Regions from separate parts of the Homo sapiens genome. Here region 1 is linked to region 2. Evidence: read pairs that join two places in POLR2A ChIA-PET (ENCODE). Cell type or tissue: OCI-LY7. All regions are shown on one strand. Links, peaks and the distances in the headings refer to the core of each region. The heading gives the core; the rest is flanking DNA. Region 1 holds the start of ABCC5-AS1 (ABCC5 antisense RNA 1). Region 2 overlaps AP2M1 (adaptor related protein complex 2 subunit mu 1).

Evidence for each region. Peaks named below come from ENCODE experiments on the same cell type or tissue, not always from the same donor. Only the 100,000 strongest peaks of a DNase experiment are listed, where the experiment ranks them.
Region 1: POLR2A ChIA-PET joins it to region 2 with 23 read pairs; 8 of 35 experiments call an interaction of 5 or more read pairs at or near these places.

The regions. Positions count from the first base shown.
Region 1 is chr3:184,003,824-184,009,193 of GRCh38, reverse strand. All of the region lies in intron 2 of ABCC5 (ATP binding cassette subfamily C member 5), which reads left to right. ABCC5-AS1 (ABCC5 antisense RNA 1) reads right to left here and starts at 2,856. Exons shown (of 3, transcript NR_046570.1): 1 at 2,733-2,856. It overlaps LOC124909468 (a long non-coding RNA gene), which reads left to right. Exons shown (of 2, transcript XR_007096191.1): 2 at 1-719. RefSeq lists a silencer at 2,128-2,177. In OCI-LY7, for the core only: a CTCF peak has its summit at 1,252; DNase peaks (open chromatin) are centred at 2,243 and 3,013; H3K4me3 peaks cover 783 bases; H3K27ac peaks cover 1,762 bases.
Region 2 is chr3:184,179,906-184,185,275 of GRCh38, reverse strand. It overlaps AP2M1 (adaptor related protein complex 2 subunit mu 1), which reads right to left. Exons shown (of 12, transcript NM_004068.4): 4 at 5,025-5,107; 5 at 4,626-4,631; 6 at 4,292-4,427; 7 at 4,050-4,191; 8 at 3,461-3,580; 9 at 3,229-3,364; 10 at 3,028-3,125; 11 at 2,408-2,519; 12 at 1,185-1,794. The coding sequence ends at 1,660. Among named protein-coding and RNA genes, the nearest start is that of ABCF3, 3.6 kb to the left of the region's middle. RefSeq lists enhancers at 1-284, 1,578-2,092. In OCI-LY7, for the core only: no CTCF peak of the experiment used is centred there; no DNase peak of the experiment used is centred there; H3K4me3 peaks cover 35 bases.

The DNA.
Region 1 (5,370 bases), core at 125-5,124, 180 kb after region 2:
CACGTGGAATTAACCGAGAAGCAGGAGACCTGTGCTGCTGGTGCCTCACGCCTGTAGTCCCAGCACTGTGGGAGGCCGAGGGAGGAGGCTCGCTTGAGCCTGGGAGTGCAAGACCAACCTGGGCATCATGGTGAGACCTGTCTCTACAAAAAAATAAAAATAAAAATAAATTAGCTGGGCACAGGGGTTTGTGCCTGTAGTCCCAGCTACTTGGGAGGCTGAGGTGGGAGGATCACTTGAGCCCAGGAGGTCCAGGCTACAGTAAGCTGTGATTGTGCCACTGCACTCCACCCTGCGTGACAGAGCGAGACCCTGTCTCACCAAAAAAAAATAAAGAAAGAAAGAAAAGAAATGGTGTCAAACAGAAGTCAGAAGCAAAGCACCAAAGAATAAGTTCTGACTTTGAGCAGGCCAGTGCTTTTCTTCTTCAAGGTGTAAGTGAAGATGCAGATTACATGGTTTGCCCATTTCTCAGTATTGTGACCAAATCATTCTTTTGGAATATGACTTGGAAAAATTGCTCTATTAGTCACATCTTCAAATATTTATAATTTCTCACGTATGCTTAGAAATAATTAGGGTTGAAATAAAGCATTCGCACATCTACCCACTTTCTTCGGGACTGTAATGTTAATGCTTGTGGCCACACACAATTTGAGGCTTAGCAGGCATCCTTTAATCCTGAAGTGTTAATAAAGTGGTGGTTTCTGTTGCTGTTAGTTCTTTGAGCCTGAGTACTAACTTTGGCTGGCATTAGGCTGGCGTTACTTCAGCTAACATGAAGTTTTATACCTAGGCTGCTCCTAAACACTGTTCCTTTGCCTGAGGCATGATTATTCAGGCATGGTTCCTTTTTTTAATCCTATTTATATATGCACATGTAGATCATATGACTCCACGAGCCCTGATTTTTTTTTAAGATGCAGTCAGTGTTTATTCATTTTTTTAAATTTAGCAAATATTTGAACACTCTTCAAGATGCATGCACAGCACTGAACCGAGTGGTCTGGTGCAGATAAAGATAAATTGGTGCTGGGCCTGCTTGTCCACCAATAGAAGCTTAAACTCACAACACGTACTCTACATAGATGACTGTAATTTAGATGCTGTGGGAATTAGTAAAAGGAGAAAGTGCTTCTCTCTCAGGGAACTCTTTAGGAGGAGGTATCATTTGGCTGGAAACTTGAGGAATGGATAGAATTTGGAGAAATGAAGAACTTGCCAGGCAAAAGAAAGAGTTGTGGGATAGGGATACCTAGTCCTTGTTGGTATTGAGCATCAAATGTGTGAAGTCTTAGCTATAGTGCAATACCTCAGTGAATTTCACATTATGTGTGGGGTTTTTTTGTTTTTTGTTTTTTGTTTTTGAGGTAGAGTCTCACTCTGTAGCCCAGGCTAGAGGGCAGTGGTGCGATCTTGGCTCACTGCAACCTCCGCCTCCCAAGTTCAAGCGATTCTCCTCTCTCAGTCTCCCAAGTAGCTGGGATTACAGGCACATGCAACCACACCCAGCTAATTGTTTGTATTTTTAGTAGAGATGGGGTTTCACCATGTTAGCCAGGCTGGTCTTGAACTCCTGACCTCAGGTGATCCCTCCGCCTCAGCCTCTCAAAGTGCTGGGATTACAGGTGTGAGCCACTGCGCCTGGGCATGTGTGTTCTTGAATAATAAGCCAAGGAGTTTGGATTTTAATTGCTTTAAATTAATATTTAAGCAAAAGCAAGACAAAGCTTGTCAGATGCTTTTATGAGCTTTATTTTATTGTGGTGGTGGTTTGTTTTCTTAGTGCTCTCAGGCAAAGGTAAGGGTGCCTTGTTTTTCATTAGCATGTCTAATCTGGGAAAGAAGGAAGAATGGAAAAATAAGCAGAAGTGGGCCGGGCGTGGTGGCTCACGCCTGTAATCTCAGCACTTTGGGAGGCCGAGGCGGGCAGATCACAAGGTCAGGAGATTGAGACCATCCTGGCTAACATGGTGAAACCCTGCCTCTACTAAAAATACAAAAAATTAGCTGGGCATGGTGGCATGCACCTGTAGTCCCAGCTACTCGGGAGACTGAGGCAGGAGAATCGCTTGAACCCGGGAGCCAGAGTTTGCAGTGAGCCGAGATCGCACCACTGCACTCCAGCCTGGGGAACAGCAAGACTCTGTCTCAAAAAAAAAAAAAAAAAAAAAAAAGCAGAAGTAAACTAAAGTTCATGTACCATTATTACTGGCACATGAACTTTAGTTATTTTTTCCCCTTCTCTCAAAAGTGTGTCATTGGTGGGATTTTCTTCCTACCAAATTAGAATATCCTGTGTCTAGGAAAGGTAACAAAGCAAGTATTCATAAAATCCAGGGCTCTTACTTAGTATTTCCTTAGTTCTGTGGTAGGCTGACCCTTTAATCTTGGTTGGAGTTTTCATAATTAATGCTTTGAAATATTTTGGTGAGCTCAAGTTGTATCTTAGGGATCAAAGATGTGGGTCTAATCTCTTACCAGAAATGATTCGAAGATGTATTGTTAGGAAAGAAATATGGGCTCATTATAGAAAATGTACAAAGTGTGTAAAGTTGTAGAAAAAAAGTAACCACCCTTAATTCCTCTACCCAGAGACAGCCATTGTTTTCATAAAATAGTTTTGTCTAGTACATTGTACTTTTAGAGTTTGCTCCTGAAAGCTTTTCTTTACAGACTAAGGACGTGTGAATTTGTCTATGCCCTTGTGTTTTCCAAGTCAAGAGTATTACCTGTGAGTCGGCTTGCTGTTAGGAAGGAGAGCAGGAGGAAGGAGATTAGCATTTTGCAGCTCTGCATTATTTTTCTCTTGATTGATACTCGGTGACTCAGCAGATTTTCTGGACAGGGTTAAGATAAGTAAGAATACCTGCCTTTTTTTTTTTTTTTTTTTCTTCTCTCCCTGTAGGCATCCATAAAGCTTTATGAGGCACAGTAGTCTCTTAGGCGCTGCTGGGTGTGACACCGTATCTGGTCTGGTGCCAGGTGTTGGTCTCCAATAGCAGCCCAGAGATCTCCGGCTGAGGTAACAACAGTGTGCGATTGGTGTGGAGCCCAGGTGGCTCTCATGCTTGGTAACTGCATTGACAGCTCGCTGGGGCTCTTGAGGTTGGGCTGCTGCCGGGATCATCAGCTCTCTTATGCCGTTTGCTGCAAGACTGCCGCGGCTTTCCTAGGAAGTGCTGCTTAAGGGAAATAAATATAGCCTGTTGGCATGAGTTAAAGGAACTTTCTGTCAAAGGGGAAGAAAAGTGTTGGAATTAGCTTCCTGTTTTTTTTTTTTTTAAGTACCTAAATCTTTATTTGGTTAAGATAACTTGGAAGTTACAAATGGTTAATGAAAACTTTTTCAATGAAATATTGTTTCCACAGTTAGGTGGGTTTCCGTTAATGCTTTCTTTTTTTTAGTTATTATTATACTTTAAGTTCTAGGGTACATGTACACAACGTGCAGGTTTGTTACATATGTATACGTGTGCCATGGTGGTGGGCTGCACCCATTAACTCGTCATTTACATTAGGTATATCTCCTAATGCTATCCCTCCCCCCTCCCTGTTCATGCTTTTTTTAATGTCTTACCGTTTTTCCCTCTCTTTTAGTCAAAAATAAAAAGGTCAACGCAAAGAAACAGGGACTCCAGAAGGCTTTGCAATGGTTAAACCTGTCATTATTAAACTCACAGACTAATGTGAAGTTAATTTGGTGCACTGAAGTCCACTAATGAGCAGAATTAAATTTATCCTTTTCCTCCCTGCCCCCCTTTTAAGGAGTTAGCCTATTTAGATAATTAGATGTTATATATGTTTTAACTATTTAAGATTATTTTATGAATTAGCTGTTCAAAGAATCAATTGTTACTAGATATCAGATGAGAACTTCCACTTACCAAAGCCTGCTCATGGAGGTAGAAAGCAAGACTGACATGTGTACTTTAAAAGATGGATGGAACCTCAAAGGCCGTCTTGCCCAGTCCCCATTTAGCCTCACCTCTCTGTAGGTGAGGCCCAGGAGAGACACTTACTAGGCAGACTATGCTGGGGCTGGGTGAGCTTCCCAAGGATGTTCTTTCTGGAATTCGGTGGCTCAGAATACAGCACTTGGCTCCTCTTTGAAGCATGATGGCTCTGTTGCCTGTCTCTGGCCCAGTGTGCTGGGCTGCTGAAAAGAGCATGGAACCACCCAGGAGACGCCACGACACTGACAGCTGTACCTGACCTGAGGGTTCAGGATATGTTTTCAAAAGCAAATCTCGCTAAAAAGGATTTGTATGTTATTATGAAATCTATATTTATGTGGTGGAAATAGACACACTCAGGCTTTTAGAGATAAACTACACAGAATGGGTTACAATAAATGCTTATAATTGTTTGGCTTTTTTAAGAATCCTGTTAACTTGACAACCTTCTGTTTACTTTTCTTTGGTATTATGCAGGTATGATATTGAGCAGTCACTTAGTTTTCTTAAATGTTGTGTCTCACAGTAGAAAAATAGCCAAACCACTCAGCCCCTGACCTTTGTGTTTGCTTCTCACGGTGATCAGCAGTTCTGGTCTGCTCTGCAGTATGGTGGTCACATGATGGAACCCAGAAAGCCTTGTACTAAGCATTTAACACACATTGTGTTAGGCACTGGAGGAAGTTTCATTTACAAATTATATTTTGGCCTTTTTTTTTTTTTTTTTTTTTGAGACGGAGTCTCTGTCACCCAGGCTGGAGTGCAGTGGCATGGTCTTGGCTCACTGCAACCTCTGCCTTCTAGGTTCAAGCAATTCTCCTGCCCTCAGTCTCCCAAGTACCTGGGATTACAGGTGTGCACCACCATGCCTGGCTAATTTTTGCATTTTTAGTAGAGACAGGATTTCACCATGTTGGCCAGGCTGGTCTCGAGTCCTGACCTCAAGTGATCCACCTGCCTGGGCCTCCCAAAGTGCTGGGATTATAGGTGTGAGCCACTGTACCTGGCCTTTTTTTTTTTTTTTAGCTAAAGCCTGAAAATCTTGTTGAAGGGATTTTGTCAAATGCAAAAGACCAATATTCACAACTCTCTAAATCAGTGGTTTTCAGGCCAGGCTGAATGTTAAAATCACTTGAAGAATGTTCAACAAATACCAGTGTTGGGGTCCTATTCCAGACCAATTAAATCAGTCTCTGGGATAGAACCCAGACATTGGTATTGTTTTAAAACTCCTCTGGTGATTCTAGTAGGTAGGCAGTGCTGGGAATCTCTAGATCTCATGGAATAAAGTCTGTTCTCTCCCCTCACTCAATGGCTCCAAGTGTTTCCTGTAAATCCCGTTTTACCCCTGTGATTCATTTTCAGTTTAATCCTTTGAAACCTTACCATGCTATTAACAAAGTTAATCTTAGAC
Region 2 (5,370 bases), core at 91-5,090:
TTGGATTAAACATTGCCATCATGAGGCATCAATCCCGATATTGAACCATTTTACAGGAAATACAGGTAAAGAGGAATATGTTAAGTGACTTCATGGGGACAACAGGCAAATTCTGATGTGGTAAACTACAGAACTCTGGTTTCTTCCACAAAATTGCAAGACCTGAAGGGAAACATCAATTTTTAAAATTTGAGGAGCATTAACCAACCACAATGGACCTTATCTGGAAAAATTTGATAAGACACCTGGTTAAGTGAACACAAACTGGATGTGATATTAAGGAACTGGCCACGCATTGATCATAGTTGAAGCTGGGTGATGAGACATGGAGATTCATTATATTCTTTTTTTTTTTTTTTTTAATTTGAGAAGGAGTTTCGCTCTTGTTGCCCAGGCTGGAGTACAGTGGCGTGATCTTGGCTCACCGCAGCCTCCACCTCCTGGGTTCGAGCGATTCTCCTGCCTCAGCCCCCGAATAGCTGGGATTACCGGCATGCACCACCACGCCCGGCTAATTTTGTAATTTTAGTAGAGACGAGGTTTCCCCATGTTGGTCAGGCTGGTCTCGAATTCCGGACCTCGGGTGATCCACCCGTCTCGGCCTCCCAGAGTGCTGGGATTACAGTGTGAGCCACCGCGCCCAGTCCATTATGTTATTCTCCTTGCAAATCTTTCCTCCTACCACCCAGTCAGCAAGATTTGGGAAGCTTGGGTAAATGATGGAATTAAAAGGTCAATTTCTTAGGATGGCTACAAGACCAAATGTAAACTTCACACTTAATTTATGCTTAATCTAATTAGAAAACATCTGCCTAAGAATTAGAGAAAGAGCTGGGTGCTGTGGTGGTGCGTGCTTGTGATCCCAGCTACTCCAGAGGCTGGGGCAGGTAAGATCTCTTGAGCCTAGGAGTCCGAGGACCAGGGGGAATAAAAAGGAGCTAGGGAAAGAATCTATCCCCAGGGTACTGGGGCCCGCTGCGGCTGCATGCCCTTGAGGCTTTCTAAGAGGAGCCAGGAAACCTGGGCCCAGAACCCACAAGGATAAGGGCTTGGATGGCCCAGGAGGGGCCTAACTGGGACAAGACAAGGAAAGAGCCTTTAGAGTATTCAGTACAGAAAACTGCACGGAGAGCAACACCAGTTCCCTCCCCATGTAGCTCCCACATCAACACTAAGCCAGCAACTCCACTCTACAGAGTTTATTGGGTTTGTAACTGGACGAAGTCACACGTGTACAAAATGAAGCTCACACTATCCCAAAGCAGAGTAGGGACTGAGGCCGGGGATCCATTACTGGCCTTTGGGGGAGCTCTGAGGTGAGGGGCAACCAACCCTCCCACTCCAGAGCTGTGGCCACAGGGGTGGGAAGGAAAGGGAACCCACCTGGCTTTGGTCACAGAACTCAGAGCCTGGCATTAGGCCAGGACAGACAGGTGGATGGGAGAGCAGGAGCCTCAGAACTCCCCTGCCCAGGGAGCCCAGGGGCTGCTCCACCGGTCCCACTTGTAATGTGCTTGGCCCAGACCTAGACTCGGGCTGGTGCAAAGGGAAGGCAGCAAAGCAGGAGGGAGGAGACACTGATGTGTGGTGGGGGAGGGAGCGGCACCTGGACCTGTGGAGGAGGGTGGCTGGGGAGGTGGGCTAGCTGCCTAGTGGCAGCTAGCAGCGAGTTTCATAAATGCCACTGCGGCCAATGTAGCGCACCCATTTGATGACATCATGGTCGCTGTAGTTCAGCTTCGGTTCAAACACCTTCAAGTAGCGCACCTTGAGGCCAGAGGGCGCGAATGGCACCTGGGCAAGGAGAGCTAGTTAGAAATGTGGCCTTCCTCTTACAGCCGCTCTCCTCTGGGAAGTCCCGTTGCCCTGCCCTACTTCATCGCTACTACAGGTGTTTGTATGGCTGGGGTCCTGAAAGAAGCTGGGGCGGCGTGGGACCTTCTAAGAGGTGACTAAAGAAGAAAGCCCTACCTGTGACACCTTGAATCAGTTCCTTTAATCAGCAGGAGACAGCAACCAAAGAACTGCTTTAGAACATACTTATCCTGCTCAATATTATGAACTTAAAAATAAGGTGGAGAAAATTATGTCTAACATGCGCAAAGCAAAGTCAGCCCATTATCCTGTCTGTAAGTAAACTTTGTGTCTTACCTGGCATTTAAACAATCTAAGTTTTTTGAAAGAACTGTGTTAGGACAAGCCGAGAGAAGTAAAAGATTTGCCTCATCACAAATAGTAATTTCTACTAAGAGGCTTGAAAGGGGAAGAATGGATCTATGAATTAAAGCCAGTTCTTCTTTCTAGGCCTCAGTTTCCTCACCTCTAAGGTGCAGCAGTTTATCGGAATGATCTCTAAGAGGTCTTCCAGCATACCCTGGCATGACTCTAGGCCCCTCCTCTGCCATACCTCAAAGTTCATGGAAATGGGGGGTCGAGCCCATTTCTTCTTGTCGTTGGTAGGCAGAAGCTCAATCTCTGCGCTGATCTGCGATTCCTTCATGCCTGCCATGCGCTTGATCCTGGGAACACAGGGACAATGGGCAGCCCATTGGGGCTTGGAGGAGTTTCAAGGGCAGTTGCCCATTTCAAGCAAGGAGAGAGCCCAGGAGCTTGCAGGAGGTGCCAGAACAAGGAGAAGTGGTCAGGACCCTGCTAACCACTTGCTATGGAAACTTGGGTCTACTTCTTTAGAACAACAGGATGCAGTTTCTGCCTAGACACTTGGACATGCTATCGTTTGCTTTGTCTGCTTCACAGATACATTACAAAGGCAATGTATTCCCTTTGTAATGTATACATTACAAAGGGAAATGCCAAAGCATCTTAAAAAATAAGCACGTGCATGAACCCAAATGCAGGCGTGTACATACTCACATGGAGGTATAAAGACTGACAGTACAAGCAGAGGCTCCTAGAAAAGCAAACAGGCACACTCCCCTGCCCCTCATTCAGAAGGATCAAAGCTGAAAACAAGAGGGTATACTGGGATCTTGAGCCCTGCTGTGGCCTAATGAAGGAAAGACTCACTTCCACACGATGGCATTCTCGCTGGCCTTGTACTTGGCCTTCCCCTTCATGCAGATCACCTGCACCCCGCTTGTGTTCAGTGGGGTTGGGATCCTCACCTAGAAGTGACACACCTGTCAGGGAGCTCTGTCAAGCTGTGACATCAGCTACCTTTATTCCTAGGGACAAGTTCTTCCTCCTCCTTGAGCCCCCTGTCCTCACCTCGATCTTCTGAGCCAGCAGTGAGGGTTTAAAGTTGGACTTGATGACCACCTTGACCTCCAGTTTGGTGCGTCCCACTTCTCGCACTAGCGGGATCACCCGGAAGGGAAGGATGATGTCCTTGGTTGTGCGATACCTTAAGGGATGGGAAGCAAGGTTACCAAAGAGCTGACCCACTTCCTCTCCCCAGTCTGCCAGCAGCACTAGCTGCCTCCTCACACCCCAATGGCACCTCATAAGCTCAAACTCTCCATCTGGCGGGATAAAGCTGATGCTGCGTTCAGAGTCAAACTTGCTGAGTCGCACACACTGGTGGAAGGTGCAGTCATCAATGGCAATTGATTGCTTCCCGCTGCAAGCAGGGGCAGAAGAGGTCTCATTGGTACAGGAGAATGACAGCTGTCATGCTGGGAGACCACTCCACCCCAGGCTGGCACCAGAGACTATGAAAAGCTGCTAGAATGCAGCTTTGTGACTCGGAGGTCTGCCCCAGAGCTTGGGATGAGAGGGAAGCCTTGCAAGCTCATCTCTTGGGGCTCCTTCTGCTAGGGACCTGGGTGTTTCAGGCACACTGGGCAGAGGCTGTCAGTATGTACAGAAAAGGCCTTGGTCCTAGGGACCAAACAAAGGGGCTTGCTCTCTGAGGACGATCCCCTCATCTCTCGTAGCACTAATGTCAAGAGCGAACAGCCAGGCTTACCGTCAGGAACAGAGTTTGCAATTACAGTGGGAATGAAATCCAGAAGAAACTTGTGGTTCACTAGACCCCACTGAGCCCTCCAAGGGACACCCTCTCCCACCAGCTCTCCTGCCTCAGGCACCTCTTGCTTGTTTCATCAGCTGTGCCTTTGCCCTGCTTTTCAATAACAATCTTGTCATTCATCCCAAACTTGCATTCAGGCATGCCACTCAGGTAGCTCTTCATCACCACCCGGCCCGACACATGGGCACTCAGCACCTGCCCTGGTGATGGAACAGATAAATGGGGAGCAGCGGAGTCAGGCAGGCAGGCCCAGGATCCTGCCCTGGGCCCCCTCCAACTTTGTCGTGAGAGGGACCTCACCTTGTGGGGACATGAGCAGGTTCACACTCTCCAGCACATCCAGGAAGAGCTCATTCCGACGATACTTGATACCCTCTCGCCGCCAGCCAATCTGCCCAGTTACCTGGCTGGTGATCTGTGACTGCTCTTCTTTTGTCTACATGAGGGCAGAAACAAACAGCAATGGCCTCACTCCTCTGTCCCTTTAATCATCCTGTCTCTATCCCCACTCCACCCTCATTCCCCATCCCTTCTAGTCCCCACCTGTAATCCATTTTCCCCTATAAGCCCCAAAGGGCAGGGCCTGGAGAAACAAAGCAAAGCTGCAAGGGTGGAAGCTGAGGGAAGAGCTTACCTGATGCTGGAGGCCGCAGGGCCAACGAGGTGCCCACATGAAGCAGCAAGGGAGGCAGAAAAGGAGGAGAAAGCTATGAGGCTTGGATCCTAGAGGAGAGGGCCCAAGCTCGCTCCTCCTGAGGAATACCAGGCCTCAAGACCAGGCCTCCTCCCCCACCCCTCAGTGCAAAAGGAAACTGCTTGAGCTGTATTCCTGGTAATAGAGATGCTGAATTGGCTGCTCCTGCAGTGGGAGGACCACACAGAGCAAAATCGGCCTGCAATCATGGCAGGAGGCTCAGGCCAGCACTTCCTGTCATGGGAGGGCTCATGAGTCAGCTCAGACAAGGCTCAGGGGCCAGCTGAGATGAAGGGAGATTGGACTCCACCCTGACTATAGTCTGCACAATTCAAGTACCTGACTCTTGATGCCCTGCTGCGTGATGAAGGTTTTCAGCGCGCCTGTCTCGGAATTCTGTGGGTAGCCAAAGTCTAGAATCTCTGCAAAAAGAAGGGAACCATCAGCCCCTGGACAGAGCTTCTTCATTCCAGCCCCTACTTGGGCCTACACATCTGACCGGCACAGCTCCCAAAGCCCATGTGGGATCATCCGCAAGAAAGTCTTCTAGCTTTGTAGCATTTATTCTGTGATTTGTGCTTTACAGGAAAACAATTCAAATGTTTGATTTTTTTCAAATAGAGAAATCAAGGCCAGGTGCAGTGGCTCATGCCTGTAATCCCAACACTTCGGGAGGCCAAGGTGG